Linked DNA regions of Homo sapiens: regions 1, 2 and 4 are each linked to region 3. Evidence: chromatin contacts called from ENCODE Hi-C or POLR2A ChIA-PET data. All regions are on one chromosome and are shown on one strand. Each heading gives the region's core, a stretch centred on a gene start or an enhancer-like site at or near the end of the contact. The rest is flanking DNA. Distances are from core to core; before and after follow the strand shown.

The links. Hi-C counts contacts between places; a loop is a spot of excess contacts on that map. ChIA-PET counts read pairs that join two places held with the same protein, here RNA polymerase II (POLR2A). Pooled maps may share reads with other maps.
Region 1: a loop to region 3 is called in a map with no recorded cell type, with 9 times the contacts of the local background. The contact joins the enhancer-like site here to the promoter of CBFA2T3 in region 3. A Hi-C loop is called at or near these places in 8 of 37 single-sample maps with no recorded cell type and 4 of 50 pooled maps. POLR2A ChIA-PET finds 5 or more read pairs at or near these places in 1 of 52 experiments (T-cell).
Region 2: a map with no recorded cell type shows a loop between it and region 3 (3-fold over the local background). The contact joins the enhancer-like site here to the promoter of CBFA2T3 in region 3. A Hi-C loop is called at or near these places in 3 of 37 single-sample maps with no recorded cell type and 2 of 50 pooled maps.
Region 4: a loop to region 3 is called in a pooled map, with 2.9 times the contacts of the local background. The contact joins the enhancer-like site here to the promoter of CBFA2T3 in region 3. A Hi-C loop is called at or near these places in 1 of 168 maps with a recorded cell type or tissue (Right ventricle myocardium inferior), 3 of 37 single-sample maps with no recorded cell type and 4 of 50 pooled maps.

Annotation. Positions count from the first base shown.
Region 1 is chr16:89,359,827-89,363,227 of GRCh38, forward strand. The region is part of intron 2 of ANKRD11 (ankyrin repeat domain containing 11); the gene reads right to left. The region is part of intron 1 of LOC128462377; the gene reads right to left. Among named protein-coding and RNA genes, the nearest start is that of ANKRD11, 130 kb to the right of the region's middle. RefSeq lists enhancers at 1,087-1,176, 1,224-2,423, 1,247-1,326, 1,333-1,896, 2,407-2,476. Within about 2 kb of position 1,390, at least 16 of the 41 ENCODE cell types and tissues checked have a DNase peak (open chromatin) inside an H3K27ac peak, as active enhancers do.
Region 2 is chr16:89,323,861-89,327,265 of GRCh38, forward strand. All of the region lies in intron 2 of ANKRD11 (ankyrin repeat domain containing 11), which reads right to left. The region is part of intron 1 of LOC128462377; the gene reads right to left. LOC100287036 (a long non-coding RNA gene) reads left to right here. Exons shown (of 4, transcript NR_168302.1): 3 at 1-60; 4 at 376-1,057. Among named protein-coding and RNA genes, the nearest start is that of ZNF778, 110 kb to the left of the region's middle. RefSeq lists enhancers at 1-141, 1,854-3,053, 2,075-2,194, 2,235-2,354. Within about 2 kb of position 2,016, at least 28 of the 41 ENCODE cell types and tissues checked have a DNase peak (open chromatin) inside an H3K27ac peak, as active enhancers do.
Region 3 is chr16:88,975,794-88,979,262 of GRCh38, forward strand. CBFA2T3 (CBFA2/RUNX1 partner transcriptional co-repressor 3) reads right to left here and starts at 1,414. Exons shown (of 12, transcript NM_005187.6): 1 at 864-1,414. The coding sequence starts at 1,014. RefSeq lists enhancers at 1-83, 1,786-1,835.
Region 4 is chr16:89,420,571-89,423,947 of GRCh38, forward strand. The region is part of intron 1 of ANKRD11 (ankyrin repeat domain containing 11); the gene reads right to left. Among named protein-coding and RNA genes, the nearest start is that of ANKRD11, 68 kb to the right of the region's middle. RefSeq lists enhancers at 1-4, 2,661-3,161, 2,748-2,847. Within about 2 kb of position 2,124, at least 14 of the 41 ENCODE cell types and tissues checked have a DNase peak (open chromatin) inside an H3K27ac peak, as active enhancers do.

The DNA of each region.
Region 1 (3,401 bases), core at 140-2,639, 380 kb after region 3:
GTGTAAAAGCTACAAAACCCTAAGAACAGAGAGTGCCATGGATGCCAAAATCAGCATCACATAGTTTATATGTTTTTTAACTTTTAGGTTCGGGGGCACATGTGAGGGTGTACTACATAAGTAAACACATGTCGGCAGTGGGCGGGGGGGGAGGTTGTACGTGTTATTCTATCACCCAGTACTAAGCCCAGTACCCAACAGTTATCTTTTCTGCTCCTCTCCCTCCTCCCGCCCTCTCCCCTCAAGTAGACCCCCGTGTCTGGTGTTTCCTTCCCTGTGTTTTTAAGTTCTTATCATTTAGATCCCACTTGTAAAGTCAGAACATGTAGTATTTGGTTTTCTGTTCCTGAGTTAGTTTGCTGAGGCTAATAGCCTCCAGCTCCATCCATGTTCCCATAAAAGACATGATCTCGTTCATTTTTATGGCTATGTTATCTTATCTTATTTTGTATTAGGGATGGGGCTTCACTATGTTGCCCAAGCTGGCCTGAAACTCCTGGGTTCAGGCAATCCTCTCGAATTGGTCTCCCAAGTAGCTGGGACTACAGGTGAACATCACCATGCCCACTTTTCCATCTTCATCACTTGATAAACATTTATAATGAATGACATTAAATTACACATAGCAAAATTCTGAGAAACTATATACCACAAATCCTACAAAATTTAAAAGATTAAAAAACCATGGATTATTGTTATGTGCATTAGCCAATGTCAGTGGTTCCAATATTTACTTTCACCACTAAAATGGCACGAAAGCATGAAGTCGGGAATGACAGCATTCTAGAAGCCAGTGCACCTGAGATGAAATTCATGGTATGTTCGGAACCTAGAACGTCGATGGTCAACACTAGGCAGCTTCATCTGTCATACGTGGACTCCCTTTCAAAACTCCAGGTGTGTGTGTCTGTCATGTGGCTATGGAGAGGAAGAGGAGAAGAAAAGATTTCGATTCACTAAAAACTCCTGTTAAGCCTCCAAGAAAGATCCAAGTAATCAGATACCTGGTCAGTCACAGCCTCTCTGCATGAAGCCTCTCTGCATGTGGTTAAGACCTGCAAACCTCAACAGAATCCACGGTCTCTTGCCCCTGCACTGAGCCTGTGTCGGGACTTGGCCACTGCTCTGCATCAGGTGAGAGGCTCCTTGTCTCTCACATCCAGATGGATCCGATCCAACTCACACAGTGAACGACTCCAAACCTGGGCAGCCCTGGGCTCCAGGATCAGCCCACCCCAGCCCCTGCTGCAATGGCACCTCCTACTCTCATTGTGGAAACCTGTCAACCCAATTACAGACACCCTGGCTAGGCCCGTACTTCTTCCTGTAAGCCTGAAACCCTGCTCAGCTACCCTAAACCACCACCTCTGCGCACCCCTTAGGAAACCCCAGCAGCACATCCCCCTTCTTCCTCCCGCAGAGGGCCTGCCCCAAGCAGCAGGAAACGGGGTGACACAGGCCTTCCTTGGCCTCAGCACACACAGAACCATCACAGCGCCGGGGGCGGGGGGTGCTGCAGGGACACATTCCAGCTGTGCACTTCTCTGGGGGCCAGCACAGACCACTGAGCATGAGCTGCCTCATTCAGGCCAGGTGACTGTCTTCATCATCATTCAACTTTGAAACTTAGGGTTTGTGCCAGTCCACCTGTTTATGTTCCATACTTACATATCCCAAGCCATTAACAAGTGTTTTCTTCTTTGGTTATGATGCTACAGAATCAGCAGAGGAACATCCGCATCACCAGAAGGCTCTGCAGGCAGCACTGAGGCCCATCCTGCTGGGAGAATGCCGCTCTGAGGGCAGTGGGACTGCCAGCAAAGGACACAGGCTCAGGGAGACCTTCCACTCCTGCTGAAACACCAATCAGTAGAAGATCACCACCCAGAAATATCACTTTCAAGCTTAAGGATCACAAGTTACAAAGATAAATGTCTCTAAGGACTAAGGGAGAAGTACAAAGTAAAAAGATTTAAGCTTGGGAAAATTAACCCTAAACATTTAAAAACAAAACAAACAAAAAAAATCCGCACTCTAGATAAGACCTTCAAAACAGCATGCCTGTCAGAGGGACAGTAAAGGTCAGACGGGGCAGCAATGGGGTATGAGCTGGCACAGCCTTGCAACACCCTGGATGGGCGGCCAGGGGCTTGTGAGAGTGGCTCCAGGCAGGAGGACCCTGAATTTATGGGAGGGGGCAAGACTAACCCTCAAGTGCTCCTCAGATACGTTTCATTAAATGCACTGAAAGTTTTGTAAAAGATGCAAGTTTCAACATGAGATACAATTATTTACCCAATCTGACATGTGGCTTAACAAATGTGAGTGGATTAGGGGATTTTTGTTTTATTCTTCTGAAATACCAACTGCCTTCTTCTTCCCCTTCTGAAACAACCACTGGACAAACTGAACGGCACATATGCTTTTCGGGATCTCAGCGTAAGCAGCTCCCACTGCTAGGGATGAAGAGTGCTCCTCTGTCTGCCTGAGTGAAACCTCACGACACCTTGCACAGCCCGCAGTCCTTGCTGACTGGAAGCAGAACCAAAACCTGAGCTGGAGAGAGTGCACGAAAGTTCCATCTAGACCCAAACCTAAATTGCACAGCTACAGAATGAAGTGAACAGCACTGAAGCCGGAAGGGACAAGACTCAATCCCACGTGACTGAACCCATGTGTCCAGCACCAGAGATACTGGGCGGAGCACACATCTCAGCTGTGTAAAAAGTAGAAGTTCCTCTTCAAAGACTTTCCTCCCCATCTAATTAAAAATAAATAGTAACTTCTCTTAAAAGCAACATTTATTCAAAGACCTGTGCTGACATTCCTAAATATCTGCTAGCCTTAATAAAGAAATCAATGTACTTTATGTTCTTAGCTCCCACAATTTAGCCTAAGTATCTGCCCTGGCATGCTTATACTGGTCGAAGCAAGCATTAGGTCACGGCCTGTTCCTCTTCCTTAGTTGAAGGTGTTTTTACCTTTCTCAGCATTCCACAAATTACTTCCTCCTTCCTTTGTTCTCCTCTGCCTTTGCCTCTTTTAAAAAGTTCTAAGTTGCTAGCCAATCGGGACAAATACAGAATGTGAGGTCCCGTTCCAGCCAATGGAAACCGGACACAGCAGTTGGTATAAAAAAACCGGACACAGCGTCAGGTTATAAATGACCCTGGTCTCCTTTATCCGGTGTACTCTCGTGGCAAAACTGCTGGCGAGTGTACCCTTTCTGCAGAAGGTATAAAAAATGGCCTTGCTGAGGAAATTAAATTTACGTTCAAGTGCTATTTCTTTACGGCACCAGGGCACAAGCATTTCAAACAGCTGGGAACACGCCTATCCCTGTTAAAAAAAATATACGATGTTTCCAGATAAAAGAATTCTGATCAGAAATAGGTAAGTTT
Region 2 (3,405 bases), core at 766-3,265, 350 kb after region 3:
CCTCCGTCTCACCCCATAAGCCACACTGGCCAAGGCCAGGCAGGCACCACACATCGCGAGGTAGAATCTCTTTGCTACGGTTTGAATGTTTGTGTCGGCCCCTCCCCTGCACCCCAAAATTCACAGGTTCAAACCAAACCCCCAGTGTGCCCAGCTACTTTTTGTATTTTTGGTAGAGACAGGGTTTCACCATGTTGGCCAGGGTGGTCTCCATCTCTTGACCTCATGATCTGCCGGCCTCGGCCTCCCAAAGTGCCCCACGGCACAACGCTCTCTACTGCAGCCCTGTTTCCACTCACATTTTCTGTTATCACGGCGGGGGGTGGCAGCACCGAGAGCGCGTTCAGCATTACTGGCCTCTGCTTTGCCCCTCAGACACATGCTTGGTCACTGGGCTGTGGAACATACAGGAGCCCCGTGCTCCGGAACACGGACCACCCGACAGGAGCACGGACACAGCAGTCGGGGCGACGTGGGTGCCTCACAGAAGAGGGAAAAAGCCAGGAGGGCGGCACGTGGGCGCAAAGTTCTCAGCTTCGTTAGTCATCAAGAAAATGCAAACTAAAACCAAGGTAAGTGTGAGGGTTACTACTGAGTTTCAACTTGACTGGACTAAAGGATGTGTAACTGTTCCTGGGAGCATCTTGAGGAAGCTGCCAAAGGAGATTCACATTGAGTCAGTGGACGGGGAGAGGCCGACGAACCCTCCATCTGGGGGGGCATGATCTCATCAGCTGCCAGCACGGCAGATCTGCGGAAGCACTGGACTGGCTGAGTCTTCCAGCCTCCATCTTTCTTCCATGCTGGATACTTCCTGCCCTCGAACATCAGACTCCAAGTGCTTCAGCTTTTGGGTTCTTGGACCTACACCAGTGGTTTGCCAGGGGTTCTTGGGCCTTCGGCCACAGACTGAAAGCTGCGCTGTTGGCTTCCCGACTTTTGAGGTTTGGGGACTCGGACTGGCTTCCTGGCTCCTCAGCTTGCCAACAGCCTATTGTGGGACTTCACCTCATGACTGTGTGAGTCAATACTCCCAATAAACTCCCCTCCATATATACATTTATCCTATTAGTGCTGTCCCTCTAGAGAACCCTGACTCGTACACACAAGTACTGGTGAAGGGGTGGAGCAAAGGAAACTAGTCCACTCTCATCAGGGCCAACTCACGCACCTGGCAATCTCTACTCATACTGAACACAAGTATGCCCTATAGCCCAGCAATGCCATTCTGGACATACACGTCCAAAAGAAAAGCAGGTGCACAGACACAAGAGACACGCGTGAAGTGCTTCATAGCAGTGGGGTTTGCGGCGTGCCACTAGGATGTGAGGGTGGAACACTACACAGCAGAGGAGGCAAACACATCACAACGTAAGTCAATCTCACAAATAATGTTGAGGAACCCTGTCTCTACGAAAAGTTTAAAAATTAGCCGGGCACTGTGGTGCATGCTGGCGGTCTCAGCTACCAGGGAGGCTAAGGCAGGAGGATCACTTGAGCCCAGGAGGTCGAGGCTGCGGTAAGCCAAGATCATGCCACTGTACTCCAGCCCGGGCGTCAGAGCCAGACCCTCTCCCCTCTCCCCTCTCCTCTCTCTCTCTCTCTCTCTCACACACACACACACACACACACACAGAGTAATAATGTTGGGGACAAAATACATGATACATTTACATAAATTTCTGAAAATAGCAACTACAGTACTTAGGGATGCATACTTAGTTGACAAGACATCCGCGAAGCGTGGAAAATGGCTGCCTGGCGGATGGAATTGGAAGGGACGGTGAAACGGGTTCTAAGTGAAGGCTGCGGAGGCGTTTGCTTTGTGGTCTGCTAAGTTGTACATTTTTACTGGGTGGACGTTTGGGTTCTCAGCTGAAGCAGTCTTTCAGAAGGTGACAGAGATAAAGGCCACACTATGTCCTTGCAAGGCCTCAGAGGTGTCACTGACCTTTTGCTGCAGGACCTGTTCTTCTCAGGGGTCTTGGCCTCCTAGAGGAAGGAGGGCCCCATCGCCCTGCTAGGCCCTACTGGGACCCTCAAGGGCATGAGCATGACGACGGAGCAGCTTCAGGCTTCCCAGCATGTCGGGCAGGCCTAGCCATGCCCAATACACACTGCAGGGCACCCACTGCAGAGTGCAACAGGGAGCTTGGAGCCTGACAAGGAGACACACAGCTCTGTGAAGACGAAGGGGAGGAGGAGCAAGGAAAATGCTTCTTTTACACAGAAGGCGCCAAGATACAAACTAAATGTGATGAAGACAAAGAAAAGCAGGCGTGTGTGTTAAAGGTACAATTGCACAGCTAAAAATAATCATGGCCGTAAGGCAGGGACGGCAGATGGAGGGTGACTCAGCAGATTTCCTCCAAGGCTTGCGAGGGTGGAAATAAACACACGGAAGTGACCAGCAGAGAGAAACACGCAGGGAAGAGGAAGGTTAGAAAGGTCTGGGGTGTCACGCACCGTTGCTGGGAATGCAGAGGAGGACGGTCTGCAGAAGGGGACGCAGCCACCGCCCCCCCCACCCCGCTGCAGAAGGTGCACACCACTCAGCAACCACCCACCCACTGCTCAATCTACCCCCAAATTACACAAATAGGGCCAGGCACGGTGGCTCACCCCTGTGGTCCCAGCTACTCAGGAGGCCAAGGCAGGGGGGTCATTTGGGCCCAAGAGTTTGAGACCCGGGCAATGTAGGGAAACCTCATCTTTACAAAAATATCAAAAAATTAATCAGTCGAGGTGGCACGCACCTGTAATCCCAGCTCCTTGGGAGCCTGAGGCAGGAAGACCCCTTGGGCCCAGGAGGTCGAGGCTGCAGTGAGCTAAGATTGCACCACTGCACTCCAACCTTGGTGACAGAGCAAGACCCTGTGTGAAAAAAACCCAAACCCCAAACCAAAAAAACACAACCGGGGCATGAAAAAGTGCTTGGCCCAGAGCAGTGCCCCAAAGCATCTCCTAAGAAAGGGGCTTAACACAAAGCCTGCCCGCCAGGGGCTGCTGGTGGCATCCGGGCACATCTGCACGTGGGGCTGACAGGACTAAGGAGGTTCCACAGACACACGACCAGGCGGAGACGCAGAGAAAAGCAGGTACAGCAAGAAGTCCACTGGGCAATGCAGAGGTGGGGAATGCAGAGGGGGAATGCAGAGGTGGGGAATGCAGAGGTGGGGAATGCAGAGGTGGGAAATGCAGAGGTGGGGAATGCAGAGGTTGGAAATGCAGAGGTGGGGAATGCAGAGGTTGGAAATGCAGAGGGCACCTACACTTCTGATGACAGCGAAATATGTAAGGCTGGCTCAACCATCAATCAGTCAACGTCACCCAGCATGCCAACAAGCTAAAGAAGAAACACCACATAATCACAACTGGTACAGAAAATCATTTGATAAAATTCAA
Region 3 (3,469 bases), core at 164-2,663:
CAGGGAATGTGGTCTCCAGAGATGGGGACACCCCTCGGTCCCGGGTTCTGTGTGTGAGTGTCAGGGGTGCAGTCAGACCTTGGACCTGACGGCCTCAGTGAGAGCCCCGCGAGACGGGAGACTGTGAGCTCCTGAAGGTTCCGACGGCTGCTGGGAGTGTGGCCACGAGGGCCACTGGGAATCGGGGCCACCAGCCTGCAGCTGCAGCCCCCAGCGTCCGGGGATCCTTGTCCTGGGACTTCGCAGGCTCGGGTGGGGGGTATCAGCAATAGCTGGCGTCCTGCTGGACTGGACCCCTCCCCAGAGCCCGAAGCCCCCAGAAGGGCAGGCCCAGGTTCCCCGTAAACCCCCACTGCCCTGGCTGGAATCGTTCCTCGGACAGGGGCCCAGGGTTGGGTCCATTTCCTCCTCACCGGGGTCTTGGGCCAGTGCCCTCCCCTCTGGCCTCAGTTTCCTCATCCAACCTGCTGTGAGGTGTCACACCCGGAGGGCATCCCAGGAGGAGGAGGGCTCTCTTTCTAGGACCCCCCCATCACTTCCCGGCTGCGGCCCTCCCACCCCCAGGAGAACACAGCCCACCCTCCTAGACGGGGCTGAGCAGCCCGGCCTCCAGCATCTGCCTCTGGGTGGGGCTGGGGCACCTGGCTGGCACCTGCCAAACCCTCACCAGCCCACCTGCCCCAGCTGTGCAGGACCTGCCTGTGGGGTGGCCCTGTTGATATCTGAGGTGAGTCAACACGGCCATCCGTGCCGGCACTGTCAACTAAGCTGGGCAGGCCCCGCGAAGCTCTAAGGAGTCACAGCCCCGGCACCGGCTGCCGCTCTCTGCCCCCACCCCACCACCTTCCCCTCGAGCCTCTTACCTGGGCCGCCCTTCCTGGGACCCCGGGGTGCGGAGCAGCCGGCAGATGCCAGGAGGCCGCTCTCCAGCACAGGGTGCGTCTGGGACATGGAGCCACAGGTGGATCCCGAGGCTGAACTGGCTGCCCTGTCCCTCAGTCTTGAAGCCGGCATGAGGAGGGCCACCCTCAGGGGCCAACCTGGAGCCCAGGACAGGCCTCTACCAGGACTGCCTTTCCCGACCTCCTGCAGCCTTGAGGGAAAGAGGAGGGGCTGGGCCAGCTGGGGCGTCCTGGAGTTGGGCCTCTGTCCCTGGAAAGCCGAGGCCCTCCCGGCCACCAACTGGGTGTCCTCTGCCCTGGGGAGGGGGTGGGAGCCCTGGGGCTCATGTGACGCGGGGCGGGCCTGGGGCTGCAGGCTGGGGAAGGTCTCCCTGCAGCCTGCGGGTGAGGCAGCCAGCTGTGTCCCCGTGATAATGCCGGGGCCGGAGGCCTGCAGCTGCGCCCGCCACTTCCCTGACAGGAACCATCTGGGGCCCTGCCCTGCGCGGCCTTCCCTCGGGCCATTCCGGTTTGACCTTCCAACAACTTCCTCCTCCCAGGCAGCTCTGGTGACGTCCCACCCACCCTGAGCCCTACAGCGTGGCCACTGGGCATGTGTTTCCTCGGCCCCAGGGCAGGTGTGCAGGCCTGAGGGCAGCTCCATCCTGGCCCAGAGCCCTTGGCCTGTCCCGCCCACCCATCTTCCCCCCAGGGCTTGGCCCTTCCTTCAGCCTGGGGTATCTGGGGGTGTCCTCCCTCTCCGCTAGCCCTCAGTCAGCCGAGCTTTCCCCAGCACCCCTTTTAGTTTGCCCCCGCTCCAGGGGCCACCCTGCCCGTGTTCCTGTGTCTGCTGACTGTGCCCTTGAGCAAGGCGGGGCCTCTGACCAGCCTCTCCTCAGCCCCTGCTCCGGGGTTCTTGGGCACCTGACCTGTCCTCAAAGTACCTCCCGCCTGCTGGGAAGGAAACCCTCTCTCTCTGCTTGGCCTCGTGCACAGGGCTCCTGGCCCTCTGTGGAGACAGCAGGGCTCCCCCACTCTCCGGGGGTGCCTCAGAAAGACCCTCACCCCACGCCCCAGCGGCCGCCTCCGGTGAGCAGCCTGGAGTTTGCGGGGGTCGGGGGTAGGTGGCTTCTCCAGTCTGGGAAATTCCAGAAGCCACCTCAGAGCACTCTTGGGACTACTTAGACCCTAGGGAGAGTCCTAGGACCCCTTTCTAGCGGCCGTTGGGCTGAGAGAGTGAGGCACATCCCAGATGCTGGGAAAAAAAGCCACTTTCTAAAGCTCCCTGACAACTGTCAGAGGGCAGGAGCTTCCTGGGAGGGGACAGTGACCCTTCGGCCCTGCAGCCCTGGTTCGGTGGCTTTTCTGATGCCATGGCTGGAGGTTTCCCGGCCTCAGACAGGCCAGAGGTGTGGAGCCCGCAGACCCAGGGCCGGCTCACGGGCATCTGTGCTATTTTGATTTGATTTGATTTGAGTTTTAGGTCACGTTTGCACGCAGTTAATAATTCAAGCCGTGCAGGAGTAAAAGCCGACTCCTTCCCCGCAGGGTCTCCAGGTGTCCCGGGTCTCCCTGTCCCAATAGTCGAGTGTCTTTCTCGAGTTGGTGACAACAAGCTGCATGCCAGCGTGTGTGTCCAGCTTACAGTGGGGATGTGTTTGTTCCTGCTGGGGAACTTCCCAGACGCCAGGCCCACCCGGGGCCTCCCCTGCCCTGGGTGGTCGGCCGTTCTGCCCCCAGGACTGAGGCTGGAGGGGACATTCCTGCCAGCCCGGGGCCCATCCCCTGGTGCCATCATTCGGTCCCCACGTCCCCTGCTGTTCCCTGTGCTCTGGCTCAGGGTGGGATTCACAGTGAGGGTCCTGGGGGCCCTGACCCTCCTGGTTTCCTCATTTGTGCAGGGTGCACGATCCTAACGGCGTCAGCTCCTACAGCGTTTCCGGGAGTGGAGACAGCAGAGGCTCTGAGCCGCCACATGGGCCGGGGCCACCGTGAGCATGTGGCTGGGGTTGGTCTGTGTCAGTGCCTATTCCCCAGCTGTGTGCAGTGAGAGTCTCAGAGTCGGGGAACTGAGGGTCTCAGGGGGCACAGCCCCCACTCCGTGAGGCAGCAGGACAGCACCCTGGGTGAGGGTGGTGGCTCCCCCCACCCGGGGTAGGAGACAGGCAGCCCTGCCCCCAGCCCTGAGGCAGATGTTCGAGGCCTGCACCTGCGCCCCCCACAGATGGGACACTTCCACTTTCGCAATGAGGCCCTGAGCTCCCCGCCTGGCCCCGTCTTGCCTGGTGTCTAATCAGGGGGTCTGACGGAGGTGGGGTTGGAAAGAGAAGAGAAGAAAGTTGCCCACAAGTTGGGGGCAGGAGCTGCCCCCCAACTTTGGCGGCCACCTGGGGGTGTGGGCACCACTCCCCACCTCCCCACTACCGGCCTCCTCTCCCCCAGGCCGGGCAGTTGGTGCTTGTGGGGAAGCAGACGTTGGCTGTGGCTTTCAGAGCTGGGCGGCCAGGAGATAAGGGGCTGGGGAGGAAGTGGCTGCAGAGGTGGGGGCAGCAGGAGGGGCCTCGGCTTCTCCCAGGGACCTCTGCTGT
Region 4 (3,377 bases), core at 874-3,373, 450 kb after region 3:
CCACAGGGTATGGAAAGCAAGTTGGGAAGAGAAAATTCTGGTCTGAAGGTCTTTTCTTTCTGACTGACAGACAATCTCAGTAACTGATCCCATTATCTCTGGAAGACAGTACCAATCCAGAGCCTCTAAAATATTTGGAATAAACATTACAGATTTTTCTTAAGAGACAGGGTCTCACTGTGTTGCCAAGGCTGGGAATGGAGTGGTGCAAACACAGCTCACTGCGGCCTCAACCTCCTGGGCCCAAGGGGTCCTCCCACCTCAGCCTCCCAAGTAAAGACATTTTCTAAGGTGTGAAAAAAAGCTTCATTTAGAATACATGTTCACATCAAAACCACCACCACGACTATAAACAAGCTATGTTGTCAAACAGAAAAGCACCAGGCTACACTTCTTACTGTCAGCTCCTGCCTACAGCAACTCAGGAATCAACAGGCCTGTGGAGGCTGAGTGCAGACAGAGACCATGGAGACATGAAGGGTCAGTGTGTGATGACGGAGTCAGGGAGTCAGGGATGGGACCATCACCCATCCATGTCTGGGGGTGGGGCTGAGACACGAAGGGTCAGTGTGTGATGACGGAGTCAGGGATGGGACCATCACCCGTCCATGTCTGGGGGTGGGGGTGAGACACGAAGGGTCGGTGTGTGATGACGGAGTCAGGGATGGGACCATCACCCGTCCATGTCTGGGGGTGGGGGTGAGACACGAAGGGTCGGTGTGTGATGACGGAGTCAGGGATGGGACCATCACCCGTCCATGTCTGGGGGTGGGGGTGAGACACGAAGGGTCGGTGTGTGATGACGGAGTCAGGGATGGGACCATCACCCGTCCATGTCTGGGGGCGGGGGTGAGACACGAAGGGTCGGTGTGTGATGACGGAGTCAGGGATGGGACCATCACCCGTCCATGTCTGGGGGTGGGGCTGAGACACGAAGGGTCGGTGTGTGGTGACGGAGTCAGGGATGGGACCATCACCCGTCCATGTCTGGGGGCGGGGGTGAGACACGAAGGGTCGGTGTGTGATGACGGAGTCAGGGATGGGACCATCACCCGTCCATGTCTGGGGGCGGGGGTGAGACACGAAGGGTCGGTGTGTGATGACGGAGTCAGGGATGGGACCATCACCCGTCCACGTCTGGGGGTGGGGGTGAGACACGAAGGGTCGGTGTGTGATGACGGAGTCAGGGATGGGACCATCACCCGTCCATGTCTGGGGGTGGGGGTGAGACACGAAGGGTCAGTGTGTGATGACAGGACCACTGCCCATCCATGTCTTGGGGCAGGGGTGGGGGTAACCAAAACCAGAATCCAGTTAAAACAACAGGGAGTTGCTTCTACCTATGGAAATGGCAACAGGACAAGATGATAACCCAGGTGCTAAGGAGTCGGCTACACGCATTCTGTGTTAGGAAACCCAGGAGGTACTAATGGCGGCTCTCTCTGAATGGTGGAGCAATGTGAGGTTTTAAATGCTCTTACCACTCTGGACTCCTTACTCTCATCAACCCCTTTAAGTGGGTTATTTGCCACGTTAGGGATAGGGAAAGAAAATTATTTAATACAATCAACGGGTAAAAAGTTAAAGTTACCTAAGAAGAAAGAGCTCTAGGCCAAACCTATAATCCCAGAACTTTAAGAGGCCGAGGTGGGAGGATCACTTCCGCACAGAAGCTCAAGGCTGCAGTCAGTTAGGGTGGCACCACTGCACTCCACCTGGGCGAGCGACTGAGACCCTAAGAATATCCAAACCATTAAAAGAATTTTTTTACAGAATTTTTCTTTTAAAAAAAGCAATTTTAAAAAAAAGGATCTTGGATGTTATCACCAAAAAGAAGTGGTATTTGAGGGGATGGACACAGTAACCACCCTGGTCTCATCGGTAAACAAGGCATCCACGGACTGAGGCATCCTACCGGACTCCACTAACAGGTGCGACTATGGGTCAGTAATAAACACACTTTTCAATATGTCAAGTAATAACACGATATTCGCGCTGACCCAATCGCACCCCACCTCTTTCAACGCCCTGGGCTCTCCCCTCGCTTTGTTGCATGAGAGCTGCTTTACTCACTGCTCTCGACGAACAGTCACAGCCACGAGCACCGTCCGAAACAGAATCACAGCCTCCCTGGGAAGGAAGCTGGGCAGACCTGATGCTTATTTTTGGAAAGGAACGGAAGTTCAAGATTGCTCATGTTTTTATTACAGTCTCCCTTTTCTCCCCTAAGAGAATCACAAGTTTCAGGAGACTCTGACTGACACAACTGTATTAATGTTTAATTCACTCCCACTTTAATCACTTTTTTCTTTTTTTCTTTCTTTATATCAAAGCACATCAATAATCACTTTTTTCAATCAGGAGATCTACAACTGCTTGCTAACCATAGTCTTCAATCCGCTAAGATGAGCAATTCTTTCTGTCCACACTGACTAACCCCAACTGACAGCAGAGAAAAACCACGAGGCCTGTGGCTGCCCCACACCGCTGCTCCTTCAGACAACCAAGGGCCACGGTGGTTTCACAGCTGTGAGCTCAGGCCCCTCAGCTCCCTCCCGTGAGCCACCTTCCCAACACCCTCAGAGCCCAGGAGTCCATGTTAGCAAAGACAGGTCCCTACACTGGCCTTGGTCTCAAAACGCTGCTAGCCAGAGCTATGACCTTATGCAAACAATGATTTTCATTCGCGTTAGGCTGGGTGGGAGGGTCCACAGGGGAGCCACTGACGATGGGCATCTGCCCCCGACACTGGCTGACTAACCAGCACCATTAACCCTGGGCTCCGAACGGCAGTCACACCAGCCTGTCTCAGGGCCAGGTCTGTCTTTTCCCTGCTTCCCACAGAACGGCCCGCAGTGCATTCCTTTCATGAGTACAGGAGCATACGGATGGGTTTTAAGAGACTAGTGCGGAGCTGTGGCTTTCTTGACAAATACTTTTTCAGTAACTTCAAATACATGCACAGAGAAGGCATGAGATGTGTGGTTAGAGTTAACCTGAAAGCACAAGGTGGTGCCTGCAGCAGCAGGCACTCAGCACCTGACCCAACTCAACTCAAACATGTGAGCCCACCATTACTAGAGGTCAAAAATGGTCCAATAAACTCCACTCAGTTGTTCACAGCTGTTTTATTCATAAGCACCAGAAACTGGAATCAGCCCAGATGTGCTTCGATGGTGTAAGAAAACGTTTTAAATGGTCCGTTTTCCAGGCATGATAAATCTACGCAATGGCAGCCAGCCTGCGGATGTAACAAACCGCACGGCTCGTGCACCTAGAAGGTCACAATAAGCGAACAAAATGTAGAAGAGGGGTCAGCCCATAAATGGGAAGAAAGTTTCAGTATTGGGAAATCAAAACTTAAGCGGGTAAGAGGA